Linked DNA regions of Mus musculus: all the other regions are linked to region 3. Evidence: chromatin contacts called from ENCODE Hi-C or POLR2A ChIA-PET data. All regions are on one chromosome and are shown on one strand. Each heading gives the region's core, a stretch centred on a gene start or an enhancer-like site at or near the end of the contact. The rest is flanking DNA. Distances are from core to core; before and after follow the strand shown. Region 1 holds the start of Cd276 (CD276 antigen). Region 2 holds the start of 4930461G14Rik (RIKEN cDNA 4930461G14 gene). Region 3 holds the start of Loxl1 (lysyl oxidase-like 1).

Region 1 (3,648 bases), core at 685-3,184, 240 kb before region 3:
GCTTCAGACAGGACTCTGTTGGAAACGTCCCTACGGTGAACTTGCTAGAAATACCAAGCCAACCTCTTCTAAACTAAGAGACTCTTGAGTGCTAGAACGGTCATCCTAGCTTTCTATATCTGTGGCCAACTGACTGAATCGCAGCTGAATGGTCCTTGAGACACACTATAATGCACTCTTTGTTCAAGTTGTTTCCCTTTCCTGGGGGGCGTCAGAGCTCCTTGAACTGAGAACCAATGCTCATTATTTTCTTCCCTCTCGGACTGTGCTCTTGAGCAAGGATAAGAAAAGCCTCTGCATTGTAAAGTGTCCCTTCACCACCCATCACGGTTGAGTTGGGAAGCTCATGGACACCTAGCCTGGTAGACACAGCAGAAAAAAAAAAAAAAAAAAAAAAAAAGACATCCTGTTTCAGGCAAGATGGAAGTCAAGGATTAATACCCAAGGTTATCCTCTGACCTCTACATGAGAGTCTTGGCTCAAGGGCAGGACCATGTATACAGGTTTTTTTTTTTTTTTTAATGCCAAATTTATATTTAGAAGCATAGACATAGCTATATTTGATCTCAGCACACAAATTCAAGGACATAGAATAGTTCTGCCTCTCCCTAAGAGCTGGGTGCCCTCGGGTGAGCTACTATAAAGCCTGTGTCTGAATCTCCTTATCTGCAAAAATGCGAGTAACAGCACTCACTTCACTGAATTTGGGGGATTAAAAGAGATAAATTGTGAAGAGCTTAAAATAGTAGCTGGCAGAAGCCGAGACCCGTGTGGATTCACGATTATTTCCTAAGCTCTCTCTGACAGCTGCTGTCACTTGGTTGCTAAGTCTGCAAGCAGTGCAAGGTTGGAGTCCCTTCTTTCCTTGAGTCTCAATTTTTTTTTTTCATCTGCAAAACAGAAATAATTTCTACCTGGTGGGACCCTTGGGAGATCTATGGAGGCCAGAGAGGAAAGCATGCTGCCTTCATTTGAGCCCACAGAAGGCCCTCTACGCTGTTGCTGTTTCCTGTCTGTGTAATGGACAGATACAAACACAGGTGAAGGGATGTTGGCAAATTCCAGACAGACTTAATCATCCTTTGCCCTCCTCTTGTCGCTGCCTGCAGCTAGATTTTTTTTTTTTTTTTTTTTTAAGGACATAGTGAAAGGGGATGGGGATAGATAGATGGCAAAGAAAGGGTTCAGGGTTGAGGGCACCCAGGCTTACTCTTCTCTACAGAACCTGGGCTAGCCAGCAGCTGGCATGCGGCTGGGATAAAAGGGTTGAGAGCAGCGTTAGTCCGGTTGCTGTGGGTGTAAGAAAACGAGGAAAACCATCTCAGTGGAAATTGCCCTGTGGTTGGCTCAGGCGCCCACGACACTGTATTTATAGAGAGCTCCCAGCAACTCGGAATTCTTCGCTGTCGAGTTAACCCTTTCCGAGCCGCGGTGCTGGCCTGGTGTCGAGGGGAGAAATTCTGGACTGAATGGGGACAGCTGGATTGCAGCGGGGCTTGGAGCCAGCAGTTCCGAGGGTGGGAGTGGTCAGTGGCCGGTCACCTGTCCCCTCTCACCGAAAAAGAAACTTCGGCTCTTGGAAGTGCTAGGATCCGTGTGGGGGATGGGCAGCGAGTAGCCCAACACCTCCTCCTCCTCCTCAGAGTACTGGGTCTTCCCCCGTCGGGGTCCAACAAGGGTCTGGGTCGGGGCGGGTCCAGACCCCGGGCCCTGCCCAGCAGGCGGGCTCAGGCTTCACCCTCGGATCTCGCCGCAGGGCCAATCCAGCCTCTGGGGCGCACCCGGGCGGCTTTTCCGGGCCCCCAGCTTCCTCTGGCCGTCCCGCCCCTCACTCTCGCCCCCGGCCCCAGTCTGGCCGGGCCTCGCGGCGGCGGCGGCACCAACAGTGGCGGCGATTGGGCTGCGCCCCGCCGCGTCCCCGAGTCCCGGGAGTCGGCGCGGCGCGGTGAGTGCTTGCGTGGCGCGGGGCGGCGTGGGCTGCTGGGTCCACCTTTGTGTGCGGCGGCGCCTGGACTGCACGCGCTAAGGCGCCGGGTGCAAGGAGCTGGGAACTCCGCGGCCCTTACCCGCAGGGCACCGGCACCCTGATCCACGATGACCGCTGGGGCTCTAGGGTCCGGAGTAGCTGAGAGCACCCCTGCTTGGCCGCTCCCTCCTCGGGGGGCTGAGACCCGCTGGGATTTGTGGGATCTGATGACTCCCAAGTCTGGGGCTTGTGGGGCCCGAAACGGGGTGGGTGACTGATTATTCAGGCCCTGGGTGTGGAGTAGGGATGCAGGCAGGTAGGTCACTGGGTTGATGGTTCTTGAAGCTTAAGGAAGCTGCTAGCCAAGACTGGAAGGGAGGCATTCTCCGGACTTTGAGGAAGAAAACACCATGAATGCCAGCTCTGAAAGGGGAAACTGCGGGGGAGGGGAGCACGAGGTTAGGTGGTCCCCTGTTCTTGGATCTGAATGGTGAAGAGGGACCAGGTCTGCAGAAGAGCACGAGGGAACAGGTTCTGGGAATAGCTTTAAAGGCTCCTTCGAAAAATAAAAGACTGAAGAGGAAATGGGATGGGACAGTTTGGGCTGTCTTAGGTAAATGGAGATGGATGGAGAGGAGGTCTGAAGGAAGGTAGGGAGAGGCTGGAGGACCAGGGTGGCACATAGAGACGAGAAAATTGAATCCGGCTCTCCAGGGCCCTTTCTTACTAGGCCCCAGTCAACCAGTCGCAGATTTCGGAGCTTGAGGCAGTGGCCTGGCAGAAAGGGAGTTTTATTTCCAAGCCAAACCTGTCCTAATGAGAAATGTATGGTGGGTGACTCAGACCTGAGAGCTTATCACTGAAGGGAAATATTAAGCAAACATTAGACCCGAAGTTTGTATGTGCGTGACCGGGGTTTTGTGTATGTGTCGGGGAGACACCTACTTAATTGTGAAAAATTATTTCCCTTCAAATTGATTGTGGGCCATCTGTAAATGAATAGTGATTAAATTAAAACCCAAATCCTTAAAAAAAAAAGTTTGGGTTTTTTGTTTTTGTTTTTATTTTTGTTTTTTTAAGATAGTACCTCACTATAGATTTGGCTGACCTTGAACTCACATAAATCTACCTGCCTATGTCTCCCAGATGCTGGGACAAAGGCATGCACCACCAGGCCAGCTCAAAGACTTTTTTTTTTTTTTTTGAGTGTGTAGTAGTTACTTTCAGTTTGAGATGCCAATGAAAGTGTCTGAACAGTTTGAGAGCTATTTATTTAACTGAGCCTCCTTTCTCATTCCCTTTGTCCTCCCAGAAGTCCCTAGGACTCCTACTGTTTAGCAACAACGACATTCTGAGTAGTTTGGGGACCTGTAAATAGGTGAATCTGAAATCTGTACTTGAAATTGAAACCTAAACCTGTCTTATGGGCTTGGTTGACTGATGGGCAGGCCAGGTGTGGAGGGCTGGGGAGCTAAGGGCTATGGAGTGGTGGTCTACCCTTCCACCTTGCTTGGGAATGGGAATATTTTGGAGGTGTGTGTTTTCTTTGGTAGCTGGTGTTCTTAGTCTTCAGCACTAACTCTTGGTTAACTGTGGCCCGTGGACGTCTTCCCCCGTGTTACAAATACATCACCGTTAGCTGACACAGGGTCCTGATATCAGTGCCATTTTCATTGTGTGGC
Region 2 (3,666 bases), core at 859-3,358, 140 kb before region 3:
CCCAGAGCTTCCTTCTGAGTCTGTTCCAAAATTCTTTTATAATTGAAACTAGGAATCCTGAGAGGGGACCCCATTTTCTTGGTAACATATGGTAACCTAGCTGAGGCTCCATGAAGTTGTCAGTAACGGTATGGCTAGACTTGGGAACTTTACAGAGTGGCTAAGGCACTGGAGTGTTCTTGGATTCTTGTTGGTGAGGATAAGGAGGGAGAGCGGAGGTGGTGGGAGAACAGAATGGGGTGCCTGCTTGAAGATGACAAAAGGACTAGGCAAGAGGAAGAGGTTGGGCAGACAAGTGAAGAACATTCTTGTGGGGTCCATTCTGGATTCTGGGTTCTTCCCTGAGGGTGACACAGGGTGCTACACAAACTAGGCGGGTATCTTTCTGCTCCCTGCCTTTCCTGCCTTTCCCTTAGAAATGCCATCATGCTGGGCTCCACAGCAGATCCCTAGGGGGATAAACAAACCTGAGTGCCCAGAGAAGGATTGATAGAGAAGGGCCAGAGATGAGGGTGGGTCTTCTGCTCAGACCTGGTTCTCATGCTGATGACCGGAGCCTGAGCTGGGAGGACCTGAAGGGGAAATTGTCAAACTATCCCTTCATTCCACTGGACTCCTTTCCAAAGGGGCAGCCGGAAGGGCAATCAGGAGGTGTGGAACTTAATACTGTAGCCCATACTCCAGATAGGAAATTTATTTTCTTAATCCTGGGTAAGCTAACACTATCCTCCACATCATAGTTTCCTGATCAGTAAAGTGAGGCTTGAAACCACATCTCAGGATTGTGGCATGAATTTTAAAAAGAGAGCCACACCGAGGATAATGTATGTAAAATTCCTAACATGATGCCTGGCAAGGGGCAGCTCCCAACCACTAGCTGTAATGATGGTTACTATTACTAATCCCGTTGGGCAGTGCTTCTCCACCTTTGAAAACTCTAGGTTCCTTTGTGAGAGGCACACAGGTCTCAAACCCCTGCCTTCTTCCACACAGGATTTAAAAAGAAATAAAGGCTGGAGGGGTGGGGAGACATTTCAAGAACTTACAAGAGAGCTTCCCAAATACAGGGATGGCTCCGGGTGGGCTGGGATGGGGAAGGTGTTCTGGGCTGCATTTCTGAGTGTGGTCCCGAGGCTCGGAGCAACCACTTGGGTAGGACTCCCCTCTTTCCCAGGCTACCCGCAGTGTGTGTTGGATCCCCGCCCAGCCTCGCAGCTCAGGCCGCAGTGACTTTGAGCCAAGAACAGAGGAAGCTCTTTCGAATACAAATACCTTTGGACCCTCAGATCCCAGCCGGCGCGCCATTCTCATGCTAATGAATGGGGCTCCAGTTCAGGTGGTTTTGAAGGGGAAATTGCCAACACAGTTACCCAGCCCAGCCTGCTGCGTTTCTCCTCTGCCAGGACTAAGACCTCGGGGATCATTTTTAGCACGGCCTCCAGTACCAGCACCAGCTCTACCCCAGTGACTCTATAGTTCTGCAAGTCTCATGACTGGCTGGGCTCCATTATTTGGGGTTTATGAACTGAACAGATCCTTCTAAATCAATGTAATAATTCACGTGACAGTGATAGCTGCCATTCACACACCTACTCTCCAGTCAGGGTGTTTGGGAGTGTGCTCAGAGCACTGGGTCCGTCATTGTTCCGTCTGCAGCAGTGAGGCCCAGAAAGTAAGGCAAAGTGCTCCAGACCTTGCCACTGTGGTGCCAGGCTCCAAAGTCAGATGTTGTATAGGGCTACACCTGTAGGACATAGGCCTTGATCATAGGTCACATCACCCTATGATCATCAGTTTGGGGTTTCTGGGCCTGTAAATATTCCCCCACTGAAGCCCCATTTCATTTTTCTGTTGTCTTATCATTGCCCTCTCCCCTTTTATCCAGACCTGGACAATACCTGTTTTAACTCAATGAACTACTCACCCTTCAAGGCCTAAGTCACTTGTACCAGCTCTGCTACATAAAGCTGTCCAAGCAAGCTCTCTTCATTCTGTCTCCACTGTTCAGATCTTTAGGATAGTCCTCAGGTGTGGTCCTGTCCCCTTCTGGGCTGGGAAGTACTTGAGGGAGAGTACCTGCCTAGTTCATCTCCACAATGCCAATGCCTGGCACTGAAGAGGTCAACTCAGGAACTTTGGAAAATTCCATCTCCTCTCCTGGAAGAGAAAGGTCATAGAGGACTTAGGCACCACCCCCTCCGGAAGGGAGGGGCTAATTACATTCCTCAGACAAGGTGGGGGGAGGGAGGAACCAACCATCAGCCACTTGCGGGTATGGGAAGTCCTGAGCACATAGACACATTCTGTGACCATTGGCCACCTATAGACAAGGGAAGTCCTTGCCACCTCATTCCCTAAAGACCAATCAGTTTAAAAGTCGCACTGTTCTGCCAATCACAATGTGCGCAATGGCTGCGGCTCTGAAAACTGTATAAAAACTTACCGAATGGGCTGTGCAGAGTCCTTGTTCTCTCTTCTTCTTGTGCAGGGTGACCCCAGCATGCTGGAACAATAAAATTCCTCTTGTTTTTGCAACGATTCCCGGCTCAGCGTTGTTCACTGTGTGTGTGTTGGGGGCAAAGGTGTGTGTGGGGGGGAAATCTCTCACCAGAGTCTTACATTATTGGGCCTGGTAATCAGCTTCGAGAATGTTTCCAGGATGAGCCATTGACTAAAAGGGATGGTTCCAGTGGAGAAGGCTCTGGGCACTGAAGGGGGCACTGAAGCAAAAGTGTCATGAGCTCTTGGCATCATGAAGCTCCACACCTTGGCTTCACTCTCCCATCTGTGCTGGCAGTGTCTCCTCCAGAGCGTCCTAAGACAGGTCACTTTGTACCTCAGGGCCTTGACTAAGGCCAAGGAAAACTTGACTCAAAAGTGACTTCAGCCTAGATAGGCAGGGTACCAGCATTGCATTTGACACCCGTCTCCTACCAAGGTATGGGGAATGTGGCTGGTGGGTCACTGCCTCCTGCCTTTGGGGGGCTGCGTGGTTTTGGAGAGAGCATGTATACTTCTATTCAAGAGCAGCCAGACCTCTAGGTAATCAGGCTCTAAGCCACATCCCAGCTCAGATCAAAGGCAGCCAGACTATCGTCAGTTCACATGAGTCACACATTAGCCAAGCATCATGGGAGAGTGATCTTCCCCGTGAAGCCTCAGTCACAAATGCCCTGCTCCCCCACCTCTGCTACGAAGCCCAGACATATTAACTAAGCCTGCTTCCTTGAGATGCAAGACCTTCCACCCCCAGACACCTTCAAAAGGAGACATGTTCCTTGGCTGATGAGATGGAAACTCTCTCAGACTCTGTCCCCCAGTGGCATCTGCAGCACTGATAAGGCTCTACCCTACAGGACAGTGTGACTCAGCCTCTCCTCCTCCCTCTCTTCTCTTTCTGCCTAAAATCTAATACTCCTCAGATGACTTCTGAATGGACTTCCCCCTCCACCTTGGCAATGGCTAGGTTGCACACTCTCTCAACTCCTTCTTGAATTTTCCACCCCATCCTGGACTTAGTAGAGACTAGAGAAGAGCCTTGTAGAGACAGTGAGCTAAGCAAGCTCCAGGCTGGGGTACTCCTCTTTTGTTCAGCTCTGACCTGACTCCTGTCCTATAAAAGCCCACCCTGGCTCTGGAGCGGTTATGTGTAGGGTTCTGGGAGGT
Region 3 (3,920 bases), core at 270-2,769:
ATCAGTCACTATTGTAGGAATCCAGACATTACACTGGATCTACGATATCACGGGCAAGAGTGCTATTGCAAGCCCCCAATTTTCTGGCTAGATTAAGATATCTAGTGTCAGCCAGGTGTGGTGGCGCATGCCTTTAATCCTAGCACTTGGGAGGCAGAGGCAGGTGGATTTCTGAGTTCAAGGCCAGCCTGGTCTACAAAGTGAGTTCCAGGACAGCCAGGGCTACAGAGAAACCCTGTCTCGGGGGGGGGGGGGGGGAAGATATCCAGTGTCCCAAGACACATATGTGAAGTATCAGTCCTGAAACCCACAGTTTGGTGGGTTGATAGATGCTTCCTGGTAAGGATGGAGGGCAGAGGGGTCCTGGTTCCCAAAGAGCATCATTCTGGCTGTTTCCTCCTTAAACGGGGCCCAGGAGTTTACAAAACAGAGTCATCCAGCATTGAGGACAGATCCTTCCTGTCTTGTTTATAAGTCTCAGGGGGTAATCTTTGCCCTCCAGCTCCCAAGGCCAAACAGAAGACAGCCTAGGGGAAGCCTGGAGAACAGCATTTAGAGGGTAACCTCTTAGGTACCAAGTAAAAGTTAAAATTTACCTTTCTTCTTAGCCCTGACATCCCCGGAGGGAACAGAGAATCGGCCAGAACAGATGGAGTTCTGTGGAATAATCCCCCAGTGATCAATGTGTCCACTAACTCAGAGTTGGGAAGGAGCATGCGATTCCCAGGCCACGGCTCTCCCAAGGCCTCCCTCTCTCTGCTTTATGTTAAAGGTTCCCCTTGCCTCACAATGGCATATCTCATATCCAAGGCTGCCACCGGCTGGGTTCTTCTTATTCATGTTTAGACTCCGATTATTTCTGGCTATCAACTCAGGAAGCACAGGGCAGAAGCCACTGGAGGGGGTGGGGGGTACGTGATGTCAGCATCTGCCCTGAGCTCCCAAGTCCCCTTCAGCAGAGAGACATACCTATCCTAGTTCCCAAGCCTGTAGACTGAGACCTGGTAGAAGAGCTGAAGGTTCAGTGTCTTTGTACTCAGGACCAAACGCCCAATGTCTTCAGGATGCAGAATTACAGGGTGGCCCCAGCCAGAGGTGGGCATCTCCCCAGGGAGTCTCACCAACCAGGATGTCTCTTAGCACTAGCTTTGGAGAAGGGAGAAGGCACCCCAAGAACCCTAGGAAGAGGTGAAGTCAACGAAGAAAGTGGAATTAAAAAAAAAAAAAACCTGTGTCCAGGACTGAGTGGAACCAGCAGGGTAGTGCCCACATCTTAATCCTGCTATGTTTGCCAGAAACCCCACTTACCAGGCCTGAGTCCCCAGGGGCCCCCTCCTCCGCCCTACCTCATTCCCTTCCTCCCAGGCAGGTCTGTGGCTTGGCTGGAAGCTACAGGACTAAGGGAGCACTGATCTGTGGGACAGGCCACATAGCTAAAACCCGGCGGGCCGTAGGGCCCCGCGGAGGAGGCCCCAGCAGGCGGACCAGGTTTCTGAAACCTCCAGACACTTTCAGCCTGTTGCTTATTCATTCAGAGTGGGAAAGCGCCAGCCTAGCGAGCAGCCAGCCAGTGTGGGGCTGGCCATGTAAGGGCCCCAGGAGGTCCTGCCCGTCCCGTGCCCTACGGAAAGCCTCGTGCAGCCCTGGGCACCGCCCCTGCCCTGCCCTGACCCCTTGGCCTCGAAATGCTGTCATCGGAGGAGCCGTCCCGCTCGGGACAAGGCCAGGATGGACAAAGCTAGAGCTTGGGCAGGCGAAGAGCCATCCTGTCCTCGAGGCCGTGGGAAGAGAAGCACGCACCGAGGCCCACTCTCTGCCCACCCGGCCTCTGCAGAAGGGCCACTATGGCTCTGGCCGGAGCCGGCAGCCAGCTGAGGACCCTGGTGTGGAGTGCCTGCCTGTGCGTCCTGGTGCACGGGCAGCAAGCGCAGCCAGGACAGGGCTCGGACCCAGGACGCTGGCGGCAGCTGATCCAGTGGGAGAACAACGGGCAGGTGTACAGCTTGCTCAACTCGGGCTCTGAGTACGTGCCCGCGGGGCCCCAACGAGGGGAGACTAGCTCCAGGGTTCTACTGGCAGGCGCGCCCCAAACGTCGCAGCGGCGCAGTCAGGGGGGACCCCGGCGTCGGCAGGCGCCGTCCCTGCCCCTGCCCGGACGCGTGGGTTCGGACACTGTGCGCGGCCAAACGCGGCACCCGTTCGGCTTCGGCCAGGTGCCCGACAACTGGAGAGAGGTGGCCGTCGGGGACAGTACCGGCATGGCTCGGGCCCGCACCTCCGTCTCCCAGCAACGGCACGGGGGCTCCGCCTCCTCCTCGGTTTCGGCCTCGGCCTTCGCCACCACCTATCGCCAGCCATCCTCCTACCCGCAGCAGTTCCCCTATCCGCAGGCGCCCTTCGTAAACCAGTATGAGAACTACGATCCCGCGTCACGGACCTACGAACAGGGCTACGTGTACTACCGTGGTGCGGGCGGCGGCATGGGCGCGGGGGCAGCGGCTGTAGCCTCGGCTGGGGTCATCTATCCCTTCCAGCCCCGGGCGCGTTACGAGGACTACGGAGGTGGAGGAGGCGAGGAGCAGCCCGAGTACCCGGCCCAGGGCTTTTACCCAGCCCCAGAGAGGCCCTATGTGCCCCAGCCCCAACCCCAGCCCCAGCCCCAGCCGCAGCCTCAGCCCCAACCTTCCGACGGCCTTGACCGTCGTTACTCGCACAGCCTGTACAATGAAGGCACCCCGGGATTCGAGCAGGCCTACCCTGATCCCAGCACCGACGTGTCGCAGGCCCCCGCGGGGGCCGGTGGCACCTACGGTGGCGCTGGCGATCCTCGCCTCGGCTGGTACCCGCCCTATGCAGCCAATGTGCCACCGGAGGCCTACGTCCCTCCGCGTGCGGTGGAGCCACAGCCCCCATTCCGCGTGCTGGAGCCACCTTACTTGCCCGTGCGAAGCTCTGATGCGCCCTCCCAGGGTGGGGAGCGGAACGGCGCCCAGCAGGGCCGTCTCAGCGTGGGTAGTGTGTACCGACCCAACCAGAATGGTCGCGGTGAGTACAATCCACGAGCGCCTTGGCTCGACATTTTGGCCACTGGTGAATTGCTGGTGCGGACCCTGTTTGTTTCTTATCAAAGGCCTTCCAGTGGTGGCTTAACAAGGACCATGCAGCCCCTGCGTGCCTCTCCTCCTGAATCCAACTATTATCCATCTGGGTCAAAGGCCTATCTGGTAGGCCTGTGTTTTGACTCTGGCTTGGGGAGAATAGTGGAAGGACTAGCCAAGTTTTAAGTACTTTGCAGATCTAGCTGGGGTCATCTAGGGACGAGTGGGGAAAGTCTTGCTCCCTTGCTTCTCCCTCTCCCAGGGAATCTCTTAACACTTTTAGAAATTTCCCCTATGCCTGTGCACAAAGTGAGGCAAAGGATCATGGGAGTCTTGGACCTTCAGGGTCAAGAGGCCTTAAGAATGCTTCTAGAGCCGGGCGTGGTGGCGCACGCCTTTAATCCCAGCACTCGGGAGGCAGAGGCAGGTGGATTTCTGAGTTCGAGGCCAGCCTGATCTACAAACTGAGTTCCAGGACAGCCAGGGCTATACAGAGAAACCCTGTCTCGAAAAACCAAAAAAAAAAAAAAAATGCTTCTAGAGATGCTGCAGTGTCCTTGTGCCCTTAGTGAGGTGAGTAAACAGCCAAAGAGCTGCACTAGAACAGACAAAATTTTCAGACCCCTGAGGTGATCCCAACACGGCTGGGGATGCCAGAGCCCACTGGCCAGGGCATAAAATTCAACTGAGCACTAAAGAAACCACAGTAATGAAGATTAGTACTATTTCAGTGCATTAAAAAAAATCTCTTATGAACAAATATGTCCAAATTTTAAACAGACTCAATAATGTTTCCATAACCTGGGGCAAACTGAAAAATCA

The links. Hi-C counts contacts between places; a loop is a spot of excess contacts on that map. ChIA-PET counts read pairs that join two places held with the same protein, here RNA polymerase II (POLR2A).
Region 1: POLR2A ChIA-PET joins it to region 3 with 11 read pairs in Patski. The contact joins the promoter of Cd276 here to the promoter of Loxl1 in region 3. POLR2A ChIA-PET finds 5 or more read pairs at or near these places in 2 of 5 experiments (Patski and embryonic stem cell).
Region 2: a map of Patski shows a loop between it and region 3 (2.1-fold over the local background). The contact joins the promoter of 4930461G14Rik here to the promoter of Loxl1 in region 3. A Hi-C loop is called at or near these places in 1 of 37 maps with a recorded cell type or tissue (Patski). POLR2A ChIA-PET finds 5 or more read pairs at or near these places in 2 of 5 experiments (Patski and embryonic stem cell).

The regions. Positions count from the first base shown.
Region 1 is chr9:58,553,319-58,556,966 of GRCm38, reverse strand. It overlaps Cd276 (CD276 antigen), which reads left to right and starts at 1,934. Exons shown (of 8, transcript NM_133983.4): 1 at 1,934-1,945.
Region 2 is chr9:58,453,615-58,457,280 of GRCm38, reverse strand. It overlaps 4930461G14Rik (RIKEN cDNA 4930461G14 gene), which reads right to left and starts at 2,108. Exons shown (of 3, transcript NR_040736.1): 1 at 1,925-2,108. Gm32820 (a long non-coding RNA gene) reads left to right here. Exons shown (of 3, transcript XR_379493.4): 3 at 1-64.
Region 3 is chr9:58,310,811-58,314,730 of GRCm38, reverse strand. It overlaps Loxl1 (lysyl oxidase-like 1), which reads left to right and starts at 1,519. Exons shown (of 7, transcript NM_010729.3): 1 at 1,519-3,045. The coding sequence starts at 1,845.